2 separate regions of the Homo sapiens genome follow, and region 2 is linked to region 1. Evidence: read pairs that join two places in POLR2A ChIA-PET (ENCODE). Cell type or tissue: PC-9. All regions are shown on one strand. Links, peaks and the distances in the headings refer to the core of each region. The heading gives the core; the rest is flanking DNA.

What was found. ChIA-PET counts read pairs that join two places held together with the same protein. Peaks named below come from ENCODE experiments on the same cell type or tissue, not always from the same donor. Only the 100,000 strongest peaks of a DNase experiment are listed, where the experiment ranks them.
Region 2: POLR2A ChIA-PET joins it to region 1 with 13 read pairs; 6 of 35 experiments call an interaction of 5 or more read pairs at or near these places.

The regions. Positions count from the first base shown.
Region 1 is chr7:6,227,706-6,236,037 of GRCh38, reverse strand. The region is part of intron 1 of CYTH3 (cytohesin 3); the gene reads left to right. Among named protein-coding and RNA genes, the nearest start is that of CYTH3, 41 kb to the left of the region's middle. RefSeq lists a silencer at 7,446-7,740. In PC-9, for the core only: no CTCF peak of the experiment used is centred there; no DNase peak of the experiment used is centred there.
Region 2 is chr7:6,303,346-6,311,677 of GRCh38, reverse strand. No RefSeq gene overlaps it. Among named protein-coding and RNA genes, the nearest start is that of CYTH3, 35 kb to the right of the region's middle. In PC-9, for the core only: no CTCF peak of the experiment used is centred there; DNase peaks (open chromatin) are centred at 3,677 and 5,047; H3K27ac peaks cover 3,882 bases.

The DNA.
Region 1 (8,332 bases), core at 197-8,196:
GGGGATATGCATGTGTGACTTCGTGAATTGGCTAGGCTGGTTTCATTTTTAAGCAATAGCCAATCCTAGGTGAAGAAATGTGAATATAAACATTTCAAAATAATTTCTTTACAGCAATAGATTGGAGCTACTGCCCTGTACTGATTCAACTTACTCGTCGTTTTGTTTTGTTTTGTTTTTATAGCGGGAGACTTTTCTTCTTTTGGTAGTATAGAGTTGTGGGAAGAGAATAGAAAACTCCACATTTGAGTGGGGTTTCTGTCTCTAATGGCTTTATAATTTGCTTGATTTCCAAGACTAGAAAAAATTGTAAATGAGCAGCAAGATACTACCAGCTGTTGTATTGCTTTACTCACATGTGACATGTTGTATTTTTTATTTCAGTGTAGTATCTAACGACTCCCGTGTATAAGAAAGAACCCGTGGTAGGTTTCTGAGAAGTACGGAGTTAGGCAGGACCTAGGGGCCGCTCTTAGGGAGCTTCGTGAGGATGCTGTGGAAATAACTGGCTGAGATGTGGTGCATGATCTAGCAAGCACTAAGCAGTTTTTTTTTTTTTTTTTTTGAGATAGAGTCTCCCTCTGTCTCCCAGGTTGGAGTGCAGTGGTGCAATCTTGGCTGACTGCACCCTCAGCCAGGTTCAAGCGATTCTCTTGCCTCAGCCTCCTGAGTAGCTAGGATTACAGGCATGTGCCACCACACCCAGATAATTTTTGTATTTTTAGTAGAGACATCGGTTTCACCACTTTGGCCAGGCTGTTCTTGAACTCGTGACCTCAAATGATGTGCTCGCCTTGGCATCCCAGAGTGCTGAGATTACAGGCGTGAGCCACTACGCCTGGCCCACTAAGCAGTTCTTACTGCGTGGATCAGGGCAGGTGCTGGGAAAGGTGGTCATCGAGCCTTAAAGGATAAGTGACAGGCATTCTGTGAGGAGGAAATATACATGCGCATGGCAAAGGAGCATGATGCTCTTGGGGAGTGAGTGGTGGGTGTGAGTAAGGTTTTGGTGGGATATGAAATTGGGAACATCATTTAGGACCAGATGCAAGGCACTGAAGTGAGGGATCAGAGGCTCTCATTTTCTTGCTGAGTAGCTGGGGAAGAACCATTGATAACTGAATGACCTTCTTTACCAACTTGGGCCACGTCTCATATTCTTATTATTATTTTCAACAAATTACTCAAGCTCTCTTATTACCAATTAGCAGGAAGTCCAGTGTCTCCTTCAGGGTGACTTTTCTTGACCAAGAATTGTCCTGTAGAACTCCAAGGGTTGATCTTGTTCAAAGGGGTTAGCCCTGCCACGCGGTGGGAGAGCTGGAGGGCCCTAGAGCTACAGCTCTCCCAGTTTGCACTCGTGCACCCAGTTCTTACTCACTAAGTACAGCTGCTCAACAGGTCACCGGGTCCCCAGGGGCTTCCAGTCACAGGTGTGGGATGTCCCGAGACCAGCCCTCTTCATGAGCATCCAGGCCTTGGTGTTGAGCCTGAGTCACCCTCCCATGGTGACTTCCTCTATGGGGCTTTTGATGTTCTTGCCTGCAGCAAACCTCAGTTGGGGACATCAGTAAATCGTGTTCCTTTTGAACTTCTATTGGGAAGGAATGAGGGCCTCTCCTTTTCCTCCAATAGGCTCTGTGGCTCAGATGCAGAATTAGCCAGTGAGTTTTCAATTCTTGGGAAGGCAGTCCTTGGTCAGAACCCAGAAGATACTTCTCTTCTTTTTCCAGGGCAGTGGGTGCCTCCTTCACTGATCTTTGGATAACTAAGAGAGGGCCACTCCAGAACTCTCCCTTGTTAACAGGGATCTCCAGTGGCCTCTAACACATGGGAAGGTCCCCCTCACAAGACTCCTGCTGCACTTGATAAAGGTTACTGGATAGTTGATCAGTTCTGCGATTTAGAAAGATAATGATATGATGTTGTAATGGATTGAATATTAATGTACTCCAAAACTCCTGTTAAAATCCTCGCCCTGAGGTGATGGTACTAGGAGGTGGGCCTGATGGTACTAGGAGGTGGTTCTTTGTAGGTGATTAGCTCATGAATGAGATCCTTGTACAAGAGGCCTCAGACAGCTGCCTTGCCCCTTCCACCAAGTGAGGACACAGAGAAAAGGCAGCTGTGCAAGAACCAGAGAGCAGCCCTCACCACACACTGAATCCGCCGGCACCTGGATCTTGGACTCCCCACCCTCCAGAACTTGTAAGAAATTGATTCCTGTTTACAAGCCACCCAGTCTTTCGCATTTTGTTATAGCAGCCCAAACTGACCAAGACAGTTAGAAAGATGGGACTGGTGGTAAGGCCCTGAAACAGGGTAGACGCTGGGACTGAGATGAAGAGACACATTTACTGAATTTTTTTTTTTTTTTTTTTTGAGATGGAGTCTCGCTCTGTCACCCAGGCTGGAGTGCAGTGGCGCGATCTCGGCTCACTGCAACCTCTGCCTCCTGGGTTCAAGCGATTCTCCTGCCTCAGCCTCTCGAGTAGCTGGGACTACAGGTGCCCACCACCACGCCCAGCTAATTTTTTGTAGTTTTAATAGAAATGGGGTTTCATTGTGTTAGCCAGGATGGTCTCGATCTCCTCACCTCGTGATCTGCCCTCCTCGGCCTCCCAAAGTCATTTACTGTTTTAAACAAAACAAAAACTAGTTACAAAGGTAGAATTGGCAGGATTTGGTGACCTCTTAGATATGGGTCAAAGCTAAAGCTTGTCTAACTTGATAGTAAAGACTTGAAGGCGTGGAGTAGGAGAAACAGTGTGTAGAGGATAAGGTAATTAATTCCTTTTTGGACACACTGATATATCTGCAGTCCTATTGGAGATGTCTAGCTGGCATTGAGTATACTGGTGTGCTGAAAACCTAGGTGATCACTAAAGTTGAGAAAGCAACTTCAGAGAACATTTAGAATGAGGAAGGTAGACAACTGGAATGCAGCCTGGGGAGCTGTAGTATTTAAGGAGCTTGGGAAGAAAGAGGAATCCTGTGATACCAGGAGGCTGAGAGAGAATGGACTGTAGAAGTAAGAGAGTAGAAGTGGTAGAGTGGTTTCAACTGAGCCAAGGGGCAGAGGGCTGCAGGGAGGTAGGAGGTGGGGGTCAGGAGTACCAAATACCATGGCTAAGAGGCTGGCACCCGAAGTGGATGTAAACTCAGGGCTCCTAGTTGCAAATCACAAAAAATGACTCTGGCTAATTTAAGTGTATAAGGAAATCATTGGAAGGGTGTGGGGGAAGTTACAGAACCTACAGGAAGTACAGAGAGCCACGCCCAGAAAACTGACCGTAGACGAGGGAAGCGGGACAGTCAGAACCACAGCCGCAGCCGAGACCACACAGTCTGGCTGAGGTTGCCCAGTGGCTGCTGCTGCAGCCACCACTGCTACAGTCCTGGCTGTTGCTGGCACTGGCAAAATGATTTCCAAATTGTCTGTTTCTTGTCACACTCTTTTTGGTCTGAGCCCTGGGCAGAAGTTTGGGCTTCTGCGATTGGCCAGGTTCACAACAGGAGGCTGCAGGGAGAACCAGGACCTGGCTCTTTTGCTTCTGTGATGGCAAGTGGTCCATCATTACAGGCCATGTGGTCCACCTGTCACGATAGCCTTAGAAGGAGCAGGGGAATAGCAGTTGGGAGAAGAATAAATGGAGAATAGGAAGTGGGAGTGCCGGGTAGAGCATCTCCAAGGCCAGCAGTCAGACTCAGAGCTTGCTTAATCTAAGAGTGTGTCCCGGGGTGCTTCTTGTAGTTGCAACTCTTAAGGCCTCCTTGAATCTGGCTGTGGTACTCCCAAGATTGGAGAACCAATTAGCCTGCTGGTTTGTTTCAATAACCAGAATTGTGCATATGTCTGGAATGAGTTTAAGGGTGGTTATGCTTATCAAGGATTGGGGATTGGCAATGGGTCTAGTGGAAGGGTAAAAGGTAAGACAGCCATTCAAAAAAAGGTGCATCTTGGTGCTGAACTGGGAGGGAAGCAAAGTCTTGAGGGTGCAGAGAGATCAGGAAAAGAGGCAAGTTTAAAACTCAGATGCAAACGGGGGCAAGAAAGCAGAACAGGTAAATTGTTGCAGGTTATGGCCAGAGAATAATTTCTCTGGAGATCAGGCTCGTTGGAGAGCCTGTTCCGACAGTGAAGATTCAGGTGGTGTTAGCAGGGTGCCTTGTGGCCCGGGTCCCGATGCCTTTAAACCATTATTTGAGCTCCTGCCCTTTGGTTTGATCATGTGCTCACATGACAATTTTCCAATTATAAATGGGATCCCCACTTGGGGGATAATAATCATGTTAATATCTAGGATTCTCTTACCTGTGATAAGTTTTTATTTGTTTCTATGAATTGATCAATCAGCATTGAGAGAATGCAGTAAACTATATGGCCAAAGACTCATATTTGTTTGGTAGCTGTTATTTCTTATTGTTAATTTATACATGGGCACACTGGTTTGATACATACATTTCTCCAGTGTGCTGAATGTGTGTGTGTACCTGAGAGGTGGATCTGTTCCTGGCACGTAAAGCAGTCCTGGAGATGAGCACTGCTGGGTGAGGCTGCCTGGGAGACACCCCGGCCTCACCACCCTGCAAAGACTGAGACGCTGTCTTGACATCATCTGAGCTGTGAGCAGGCTCTGCCCTCCTGCAGGGCTCTTTGGAGTCTTCGTGCTCACTCTGTTTCCTTTGCCCAGGAGGCTCTTCTCCCAGTCCCCACTCTTGGTCTGGCCAACTCCTCTTCCTCCTCCAAGTCCCTTTTCTCTTTTCTCTCGTAGAGTTTATCAGTGTTTTGAAATAATACATTTGAGTGTTAAGTGCTGCGTTCCCTACTAACTAAACAGAAAGCGTGAGGAGGGCAGAAGCCCTCTGCCCGTCCCCACTCATGCATCATCCGACTGCAGACAGTTGTCTGGAGAGAGCAGGCAGGCAGTAGTGTTTGATGAAGTCTAAGGCGTGGGTTAGTACAGGTGAGAGGGGAAAGGCCTGGGTAACTCAGGGAGCCGAGTGGCTGGGGTGACTGTGGGGAAAGTGAAGGCACAGTAGGAAGTCTGTGAGAACAGCTCTGTGTGGAGCCACAAAATCACTGATTTCAAGATGAAAGTGGCCTTATTGACTTTTTTCCTGAGATTGTGTAAGTACAGGCTCTTAAAAAAATTATAGAAAATTACAAAGAAGAAAATAAACATTACCTATAATCCTACCGTTATCAACCTTTTGGTTTGTATAACTTTTTTCAAAATACGGGATTTTATGTACTTAGAGTGTTGTACCCATTTTTTTTCATTTACTATGTTGTAGACTTGTTTTCATGTAGTAAAGGTTTACCTTGTCATTACATGGCTGCATTGGATCCTTCTCATGTAGTAAAGGTTTACATTGTCATTATGTGGCTGCATTGGATCCGTGGCATGAAACTTGCTGTGTCTAGTATTGTGGACGCTTAGGTCTCTTACATTTTTTTCACCGTGTAAACCCCACTGTGATGATTATTCTTCCTGTTGTAATTTCAGTCCCCTAAGACACAGAATTTTAAGTCTGGTGGCTAATAGAGTAAGCAGAATGATAATTAGGATTCCAGGTTTTTATTTTTGACTAGTTTTGTTTCTTTGGGATTTGCATTAGTTATTCTATACAGCTTAAGTTCCCTTTTCCCTGCGGTAGAACGGGAATAGGTATCTTAACTGTAGGTGCCTGAGACTCTGCTTTATGGAGATATACTCCTTGTAAGTTTCCAGCTGAGGCACCAATGTTAATAGTGGTTAATATAATCAGAACAATAATAGCAACAATAATAACGGCCACATGCATCACTTTCCATTCGGACTGAGTTTGTTTGGTGGTCTCACAACCATCCTTGAGTTGAGATGGGTTTTTTTATTTTATGTTTATTTTTATTTATTTTTGACATGTAGTCTCACTCTGTCGCCCAGGCTGGAGTGCAGTGGCATAATCTCTGGCTTATTGCAACCTCCACCTCCCAGGATCAAGCGATTCTCCTACCTCAGCCTCCTGAGTAGCTGGGATTACAGGTGTGCACCACCACACCCGGCTGACTTTGTATTTTTAGTGGAGACAGGTTTTCACCATGTTGGCTAGGCTGGTCTCGAACTCCAGACCTCAAGCTATCACTCACCTTACCTTTCCAAAGTGTTGGGATTACGGGCATGAGCCACCCAGCCCAGCCTGAGATAGATAATTCCATTTTTTTTTTTTTTTCTTTTGAGACAGGGTCTCTTTCTGTTGCCCAGGCTGGAGTGCAGTGGTGTGATCTCAGCTCATGGCAAACTCCGCCTCCCGGGTTCAAGTGTCTCTCTTGCCTCAGCTTCCTCTGTAGCTGGGATGACAGGCACCTCCCACCATGCCCGGCTAATTTTTTTTTTTTTTTTTTTCAGTAGAGACGGGGTTTCACTATGTTGGCCAGGCTGGTCTTGAGCTCCTGACCTCAGGTGATCCACCCACCTTGGCCTCCCAAAGTGCTGGGATTACAGGCGTGAACCACTGCGCCCAGCCCTGAGATATGTTCTATGAGCCCTACTCGACCGCTGGGAAAACTGAGGCTTAAGCAGATTAGATAACTTGCACAGGCTTGTAAGGGTGCAGTTGGGCGGTGGACCACTGTTGCTTGTTCCTGGAGTCTGCCGCAGCAAGCACGCTTTCTTCATTCTGTGTGTCTCATAGGAAAATGAGCACACCTGATATCAGTGAAGTATAATTTCTTTATAAGTTTAAAGAGACTGTTTTTAAACTAGAAACAAATGTTTTGTCATTATTTAGACATATGTAAAATTAGGTGTTAATTGTTTTTCTTTGGCTATAGAGGAGTAGCAGATGAAGAGAAGCAAGTAAGGAGAGGCTGGCATTCTGGCCAACTTTGATAACGACATAGTTCCTCTTTAGGTCCTCTACACTTTATTTGGCTAATTCAGGTTTTACTTCTGTTCCACTGTTTTATTCTGTTGCTAGACAGCTGTTAAACATCTGTTCCCTCTGCTCAGAGGGGGTGTGGTTATCTTCATATGTCTACACAGTGGCTTTCTGTATCCTGTTCGTATGTGCCCTAGGAGCCTTCAGAATAAAGGGGCTCGGACAGCGATTGCACAGTGTCTTATGTTTTCCTTGTCACTGCATCCTCAATAACTCACTAATTACCAATAAAAATGTCTAACAAAATTAGATATTTTTCCCACCAGAGGAATAAAGGAAAAGAAGATAAGATTAAGTGGAAGGAAGAAATCTATTTAAAAAGGGGCGGATTTTTACATTCTTAAAAACACAGCCGTGTTCTTGAGTGTGAGGGAATCCTTTTGTGGATCTGGTCTGTGGGAGGGGTTGATAGAAAGTGTGGGAGGACCCTGCTCAGAGCGGGAGGCAGCCCGGATTTCCAGAAGCGAAATGTTAAAGTTGAGCATGGTTTGGATGCAGATAAGAAGTTCTTTTGCTTCCTCTACTTGTGTTAAAACTGTTCATTTTTTATTTTTAAGGTCATCTGGGGGGAGTTTCTTTGCTTCCAGCCTGGATCTCTCAGTGTGGCCTGACCCCTGAATCCTACCCTCCCACACAACTTGAGAACTTGATTCTTTTCTCACAAAGACTTCTTTCCAACCCCTCCCCTCCCCCTAGAAGACTCCATATTTGGAGCTGAGTATTTTGAACAGGGCCCTGGCCAGAGGGCATGTTACATATGTTGTTCTGTCCCATGTACATGGAAAAGCATAAGCTTTAAAGCAAATGTATATAAAAAATGGAAAAGGTCCCTCTAAGCCAGGGACACATGATTTTCTGTTATGAATGTGCTGTACTTATATGATCATTCTCTTTAACTTGCCTCTTTGAAACTGGAAAAAAGGTGAGCAGAAATGGCTGGAGGTAATGAAAGGGAATAGAGAATCAAGGAAATAATTTCTTTGACCATTCTTTTGTGAGCCTTGGGTTAGCAGAGTTAAATACTTAAATAAGAACATAAAATAAGGGAAAGCTTCACATTTCCACATTCATTATTAAATACTTTTTAAATAGGAGAATGAGTCAGAGTGAACCCTAGCAATTATCTCGTTGTTGTTGAAATCTAGCCCACCTACCACATTTTCATAATTAAACACAGGCCTGAGGCAAACATCAGGTTCTCATTCTCCAGAAAGTGAGCACTTGTATACCCTGGTTCAGCCGAGGTCCAGTAAGGTTACTTGTTCACATTCACTGTGGAATTCTCTGCTTGGGAAACCATCATGTTCAGGAACATTCTCAATAAAGTTTATGAGATATCGTATTGGCCTGGAACATGCACAGAGAATTTGACAACCCGTTTGGGTGGAGGAATACAAACTTCGTAATT
Region 2 (8,332 bases), core at 54-8,053, 76 kb before region 1:
GCCCAGGCTGGGGTGCAGTGGTGCGATCTCTGCTCACTGCAAGCTCCGCCTCCCGGGTTCACGCCATTCTCCTGCCTCAGCCTCCCGAGTAGCTGGGACTACAAGTAGCTGGGACTACAGGTGCCTGCCAACATGCCCGGCTAATTTTTTTGTATTTTTAGTAGAGATGGGGTTTCACTGTGTTAGCCAGGATGGTCTCGATCTCCTGATCTCATGATCTGCCTGCCTTAGCCTCCCAAAGTGCTGGGATTACAGGCGTGAGCCACTGCACCTGGCCGGATTTCTTTTATTTTCTTTTGAGATGAGGTCTCACTGCTCCCCAGGCTGGACTGAAGTGGTGCAGTCACAGCTCACTGCAGCCTCAACCTCCTAGACTCAAGAGATCCTCCTGCCTCTCAAAGTGCTGGGACTACAGGTGTGTGCCACTGCATCTAGCTTCTATGGCTTTTCTTATTTTGAATTTTTTTTTTTTTTTTTGAGACGGAGTCTCGCTTTGTTGCCCAGGCTGGAGTGCAGTGGCGCAATCTTGGCTGACTGCAAGCTCCGCCTCCTGGGTTCATGCCATTCTCCTGCCTCAGCCTTCCGAGTAGCTGGGACTACAGGTGCCCGCCACCACGCCTGGCTAATTTTTTGTATTTTTAGTAGAGATGGGGTTTCACCGTGTTAGCCAGGATGGTCTCGATCTCCTGACCTCATGATCCACCCACCTCGGCCTCCCAAAGTGCTAGGATTACAGGCTTGAGCCACCGCGCCTGGCCTTGAATATTTCATATAAATAAAATCATACAATATGTGAGCCTTTTGTGTCTGGCTTCTTTCACTTAGCATAACGTGTTTGAGGCTCATCAGTGTTGTAGCATGAATCAGTGCTTCATCCCTTTTTATGGCTGAGTAATATTCCATTGAATAGACATACTATAATGTTTAACCATTCCTCTGTACATGGACATGGGATATTTCTGGCAGACTAATGAGCCCAATTGGCCCTTGGAACTGATGGAATAATGGCAGATGTGATAACTGAAATGCCCTGACAACTTACAACATTTTCTTCTTTATGTCCAGAGCAGTTGTTACACATGAAATTAGACGAATGAAAATTAAGTTCACTGAAGTTCCTAGATCTAGCGTTTGTAAATTATCACCCCTTGGGGACTGTTATCCTCATAGGATTCATTTTGTATTTGACATTTGGAAGACTTTGTGCTCTTTTAACAACAGAAAATTACATAAGGTCATTGTCACTTTCGTCGACTCCCTAGTGTTTTTATTCCAAACCATGCAAAATGTTTGTTTTATTTGGAGCGTTCCCTAACTTCGGTTGTATAAACTGTATCAGTAGCTCTCAAGCTTGACTGGTGATAAAAATCACTGGAAAAACTTAACAGAAGTACAGATGGCCAAGTGTAATCCCCCAATCTGCAAAGATGCAGATTCTCCTAGGGTCCCAGCATCTATTCAGGCACCCCAGTTTATGGACTACACTTTGTGAAACAGTGGCGTACACAGATGTCTTGAATTATCTAATAAATTTATCAGATTGGGCCAGGCACGGTGGCTCACGCCTGTAATCCCAGCACTTTGGGAGACCGAGGCGGGGGGATCACTTGAGGTCAGGGGTTCAAAATCAGCCTGGCCAACATGGCCAACAACTCTCTCTCTACTAAAAACACAAAAAAATGGCTGGGCGTGGTGCACACACCTGTAGTCCCAGCTACTCGGGTGGCTGAGGCAGGAGAATGGCTTGACCCTGGGAGGCAGAGGTTGCAATGAGCCGAGATCGCACCACTGCACTCCAGCCTGGGCAACAGAGAGAGACTCTGTCTTAAATAAAATAAAATAAATTTATCAGATCACACGATAGAACTTTAATTAATTACTTAATTGATTAATTTTTGAGGCAGAGTCTAGCTCTGTCGCCCAGGCTGGAGTGCAATGATGTGATCTCGGCTCACTGCAACCTCCACCTCCCGGGTTCTAGCAATTCTCCTGCCTCAGCCTCCCGAGTAGCTGGGATTACAGGTGCCTCCCACCACGCCTGGCTACTTTTTTGTATTTTTAGTAGAGATGCGATTTCACCATGTTGGTCAGGCTAATCTTGAACTCCTGACCTCAGGTGATCCACCCACCTCAGCCTCCCAAAGTGCTGGGATTACAGGCGTGAGCCACCCCGCGCCTGGTCGGAACTTTATTTTTGACATAACAAATTGAAAGATATATTGAAAATAATTCAATAAAATTCCAAAGAACATCATAAAATATATGTATGTTAAAATGGAAGAAAGGTTTTAAAAATGTTGATGAAATAGATTTTCTAAATCCTGAGGAAATTTATATCTGCTCCCATATATTTTCTTTTAATTGTAAGCAAAAATACATAACATGAAATTTATTGTCTTAAACATTTTTATGCGTACAGTTCGGTGGAGTTAAGTATATTCACATTGTGGTGCAACCAATCTCCAGAATTTTGAATAAGTTGCAAAATGGAACTCTCTATCCATTAAACGATTCAGGCCAGGCGCGGTGGCTCACGCCTGCAATCCCAGCACTTTGGGAGGCCAAGGCGGGCAGATTACCTGAGATCAGGAGTTCCAGACCAGCCTGGCCAACATGGTGAAACCCCGTCTCTACCTAAAATACAAAAAAATTCACCGGGCATGGTGGTGCGTGCCTGTAATCCCAGCTACTCGGGAGGCTGAGGCAGGAGAACCACTTGAACCCAGGAGGCAGAGGTTGCAGTGAGCCAAGATCGGGCCACTGCACTCCAGCCTGGGTGACAGAGTGAGACTCGATCTCAAAATACAAAAACAAAAACAATTCACCATTCTTTCTCCTCTTGACTCCTGGTAACCACCATTCTACTTTCTGTTTCTATGAATTTGACTACTCTAGGGACCTCATACAAATGGAATCACACAGTATTTGTCTTTTCTGTGACTGGCATATGTGAACAAAAGTTTCCTGAAAAGGAATTTGGAGAAAAGAGATTTTATTCCAGTGAGCAGTTTGCCCAGTTTCCTTTTAAAGGTTGATTAATATTCTATTGTATGGGTTCCCAGAGGCTCTAACCTGTAATCCCAGCATTTTGGGAGGCTGAGGCAGGAGGATCGCTTGAGCCCAGGAGTTTGAGACTAGCCCTGGCAACATAGCAAGACCCCATCCCTATTTTAAAAAAAATTAAATAAAAAGCAGCAGCAGCCAAGACAACTTCCAAGTTTAACAGAGCTCATGCTTTTAACTGAGAAATTAGCAATGTGGACTAATGACTTATTACGTTTTCATAAAGTTCTCTTTTTTTTTTTTTTTTTTTTTGAGACAAAGTCTCACTCTGTCACCCAGGCTGGTCTTGAACTCCTGACCTCAAGTGATCCACCTGCCTTGCCCTCCCAAAGTGCTGGGATTACAGGCCTGAGCCACCGCCTGGTGTTTCCTTAACGGCCTGTAACTTCCTAAAGTTTTCTTCATGGCCTGTAACTTCCTAACCCCTAGTTTCATTCTAGGAGTCTCCTGTTGCTGGTGTAAATTAAACAGCAGGGAAAAGCAACTTCAGGTTTCAAGCTACCTTAAATCCTGAAAACAGAACTCTGTGTCTGCTACTTTCTTGAAATTGATCTGATGTTCTGCACAAAAGCTCCTGGCTGCCCTTCTGACTCAGACTGAAAATCAAAGTCCTAACAATGCCTCCTGGCCCCTGCTTCCTCCATGCCCTGTTCTCTGACCTCTCCTGCCTCCCTTCTGACTGCGGCCACACCAGCCTCTGGGCGTTTCTGGAAGCCCAGTCGAGAGCTGCGGGCTGAGAGCTTTGCCCTGCAGCACCTTCTTTGGGCTATTTTTCCCCAGAAGCCCATATGGCCCACTTCCTCCCTGCCTTTTTTTTTTTTTTTTTAAAGACGGGGTCTTGCTCTGTACCCAGGCTGGAGTGCAGTGGTGTGATCACACAGCTCACTGCAGCCTCAACCTTCCCAGGCTCAGGTAATCCTCCCATGCCAGCCTCCCAAGTAGCTGCCTCCCTGCCTTTACATCTTTGCTTCTTTAAAAAAAAACAAAAACAAAACAAAACGTTTTTTAACGTTTTAGCACAGTAGTATGATTTCCCAGTTTACACATATTTACAATAAAAAAGTTGGGATAAATATTTCAGCCATGTAAGGCATTGCTCCTGAATATCTAGAATATTCTTCCTTCATTCTGGATAATAGAAGCGTATGAATTACATAATCCTCTTTGCATAAATATTATTCACAATGGCACAATGATTTAGAACACAATTCTATCTTTAAAGAGCAGGTTTTGGCTGGGCGCGGTGGCTCATGCCTGTAATCCCAGCACTTTGGGAGGCCGAGGTGGGCGGATCAAGAGGTCAGGAGATCGAGACCATCCTGGCTAACGCGGTGAAACCCCGTCTCTACTAAAAACACAAAAAATTAGCCGGGCGTGGTGGCGGGCGCCTGTAGTCTCAGCTACTGGGGAGGCTGAGGCAGGAGAATGGTGTGAGCCCGGGAGGCGGAGCTTGCAGTGAGCGGAAATCGCGCCACTGCACTCCAGCCTGGGCGACAGAGTGAGACTCCGACTCAAAAAAAAAAAAAAAGTGCAGGTTTTAAAATCCTCTTTTTAATTGAGTGTGAATAAAAGTATGAAAAGGATTCTGACTGCCTGGGCTAAAATGGTAATCTTGCTCAGATTATCATTAAAAATTTTTTTTTTAATATGATAAGAGCTGTGGAAAAAGATCTCAGCCCTTATTGTCTTTAAAAAAATTTTATCATATACATCATGTAAAATTTCCCATTGTAACCATTTTTTAAGCAACCAGTTCAGTGTCATTAAATACATGCACATGGTGCAACCATCATCACCATCGAGAACATTTTTTCACCTTGCAAAACAGTAACTCTGACCCCATTAAACCCTCATTCCCCATTCCCCCTCCCCCAGAGCCTGGCATCTACCATTCTACTTTCCCTGTCTATGAATTTGACTACTCTAGTGACCTCATATAAGTGGAATCATATAAAGCATGTATGAGGTGACTCACATAAGTGGCATCTAGTATTTGTCCTTTGTCTTCCAGGCTTGTCCGTGTTGCAGCAGGTGTCAGAATTTCTACCCTGTTAAGGTTGAATAATATTCCATTGTATGGATGGACCACATTTTGTTAATCCATTCATCCGTTATGGACACTTGGGCTGGTTCCACCTTTTGGCTCTTGTGAATATGCCTGTGTATTAGTTCATTCTTATACTGCTAATAAAGACATACCTGAGACTGGGTAATTTATAAAGAATTAATAAAGGTTTAATGGACTCACAGTTTCACATGGCTGGGGAGCTCTCACAATCATGGTGGAAGGCGAAGCAGGAGCAAAGGCACATCTTACATGGCAGCAGGCCAAGAGGGTATGTGCAGGGGAACTCCCCTTTATAAAACCATCAGGTCTCATTTGAGGTCAGGAGTTCAAGACCAGCCTCACCAACATGGCAAAACCCTGTCTCTACTAAAAATACAAAAATTAGCTGGGTGGCCAGGAGTGGTGCCTCACACCTGTAATCCCAGCACTTTGGGAGGCCGAGGTGGGCGGATCACAAGGTCAGGAGATTGAGACCATTCTGGCTGACATGGTGAAACCCCATCTCTACCTAAAAAAATACAAAAAATTAGCCGGGCGTGGTGGCAGGCACCTGTAGTCCCAGCTACTCGGGAGGCTGAGGCAGGAGAATGGCGTGAACCTGGGAGGCGGAGCTAGCAGTGAGCTGAGATTGTGCCACTGCACTCCAGCCTGGGCGACAGAGTGAGATGCCGTCTCCAAAAAACACACAAACAAAAAAAATTAGCTGGGCATAGCGGCACGTGCCTGTAATCCCAGCTACTCAGGAGGTTGAGGCAGGAGAATCGCTTGAACCCAGAAGATGGAGGTTACAGTGAGCAGAAATCATGCTACTGCACTCCAGCCTGGGTGACAGCAAGACTCTGTCTCAAAAAAAGCAAAAAGCAAAAAACAAAAAACACCAACATTTAGGGACATGGAAGTCATTGTAATGAAATACTTTAGCTCACTTTATCCCAGCACACCCCCAAGATCCTCCCTGGAAAAAAAGGGTAAAGAATGTGATAATACTCAAGAGTGTTTGATGTATTTGGAAACAGAAAAGTAGGATGTTTACTTGGGAAACGTAAATATTTGGAGTCTACCCATCTAGGAAAAATCATACATGAACCCTTTCAGGCACTGAGAATTCCAGATATAAAGATTAAAAATGATATATTTAATTGCAACATTTGCTACTTAAACATTTGGCAGCCAGGTTTGTTAGCTCACGCCTGTAATCCCAGAACTTTGGGAGGATGAGATAGGAGGATTGCTTGAGGCCAGAAGTTCAAGACCAGGCTGGACAGCATAGCGAGACCTCGTCTCTACTTAAAAAAAAAAAATAGGCCAGGCATAGTGGCTCACACCTGTAATCCCAGCACTTTGGGAGACCAAGGTGGGTGGTTCATCTGAGGTTTGGAGTTCGAGACTAGCCTGATCAAGATGGAGAAACCCCATCTCTACTAAAAATACAAAATTAGCTGGGTGTGGTGGTGCATGCCTATAATCTCGGCTACTTGAGAGGCTGAGGCAGAAGAATCTCTTGAACCCGGGAGGCAGAGGTTGTGGTGAACCGAGATCTCGCCATTGCACTCCAGCCTGGGCAACAAGAGTAAAACTCCATCTCAAAAAAAAAAAAAGGCCGGGCACAGTGGCTCACGCCTGTAATCCCAGCACTTTGGGAGGCTGAGGTGGGCAGATCACCTGACGTCAGGAGTTCGAGACCAGCCTGGCCAACATAGCAAAACCCTGGCTCTACTAAAAATACAAAAATTAGCTGGGCGTGGTGGAAGGCACCTGTAATCCCAGCTACTTGGAAGGCTGAGGCAGGAGAATCGCTTGAGCCCAGGAGCCGGAGGTTGCAGTGAGCAGAGATCGAGCCACTGCACTCCAGCCTGGGCAACAAAGCAAGACTCCGTTTCAAAAAAAAAAAAAAGAATAGCCAAGCAAGGTGGCATGTGCCTGTAGTCCCAGCTACTCAAGAGGCTGAGATGAGAGGATCATTTGAGTCCAGGAGGTCGAGGCTGCAGTGAGCCGTGATAGTGCCACTGCACTCCAGCCTGAGTGACAGAGTGAGACCCTGTCTCTAAAAAAATAAATAAATAAAAATGTGGCAGGGCACTGTGGCTCACGCCTGTGATCCCAGCACTTTGGGAGGCCAAGGTGGGTGGATCACCTAAAGTCAGGAGTTCAAGACCAGCCTGGGCAACATAGTGAAAGCCCATCTCTACTAAAAATACAAAAATTATCTGGGTGTGGTGGCGGGCGCCTGTAATCCTAGCTACTTGGGAGGCAGAGGCAGGAGAATCACTTTAGCCTGGGAGGTGGAGGTTGCAGTGAGTGGAGATCACACCATTGCACTCCAGCCTGGGCGACAGAGCGAGACTCCGTCTCAAAAAAAAGAAAAAAAAGTAAATAAAAAAATTTAAAAAAAATGTAATGCTTGCTTTTTGGCAAATACATTTTAAAGGTTGTTGCTCTTCAGAGGTTGTTTTTAACTGACCATTTGGAATATGAAACTCCAAGAGGAGCCCCTATAAATCTCATCTGTTTCAGAAATTCAAATGGGAGAACTTTGTTCTTTGTTATTTACATGATATGTGGCTAAGATCACTTTGGAAAATGTAGTAAAACTTCATAATAAACTGAACAAATAAAGAAAGCCTTTTCTAACTGGGAAACTGGAAATAACTTCTTTTTTTTTTTTTTTGATATGGAGTCTGGCTCTATTGCCCAGGCTGGAGTGCAGTGGCATGATCTTGGCTCACTGCAACCTCTACCTTCCAGGTTCAAGTGATTCTCCTGCCTCAGCCTCCCGAGTAACTGGGATTATAGGCGCCCACCACCATGCCTGGCTAATTTTTGTATTTTTGTATTTTTTGTGTTTTTTTTTTTTGAGATAGAGTCTCGCTCTGTCACCCAGGCTGGAGTGCAGTGGTGCGATCTCCGCTCACTGTAAGCTCCGCCTCCCTGGTTCAAGCCATTCTCCTGCCTCAGCCTCCCGAGTAGCTGGGACTACAGGCACCCGCCACCATGCCTGGCTATTTTTTTTGTATTTTTAGTAGCGATGGGGTTTCACCGTGTTAGCCAGTATGGTCTTGGTCTCCCAATCTCATGCCACCCTCCTCAGCCTCCCAAAGTGCTGGGATTACAGGCGTGAGCCACCATGCCGGCCTAATTTTAGTATTTTTAGTAGAGAGGGGTTTCTCCATGTTGGCCAGGGTGGTTTCGAACTCCTGACCT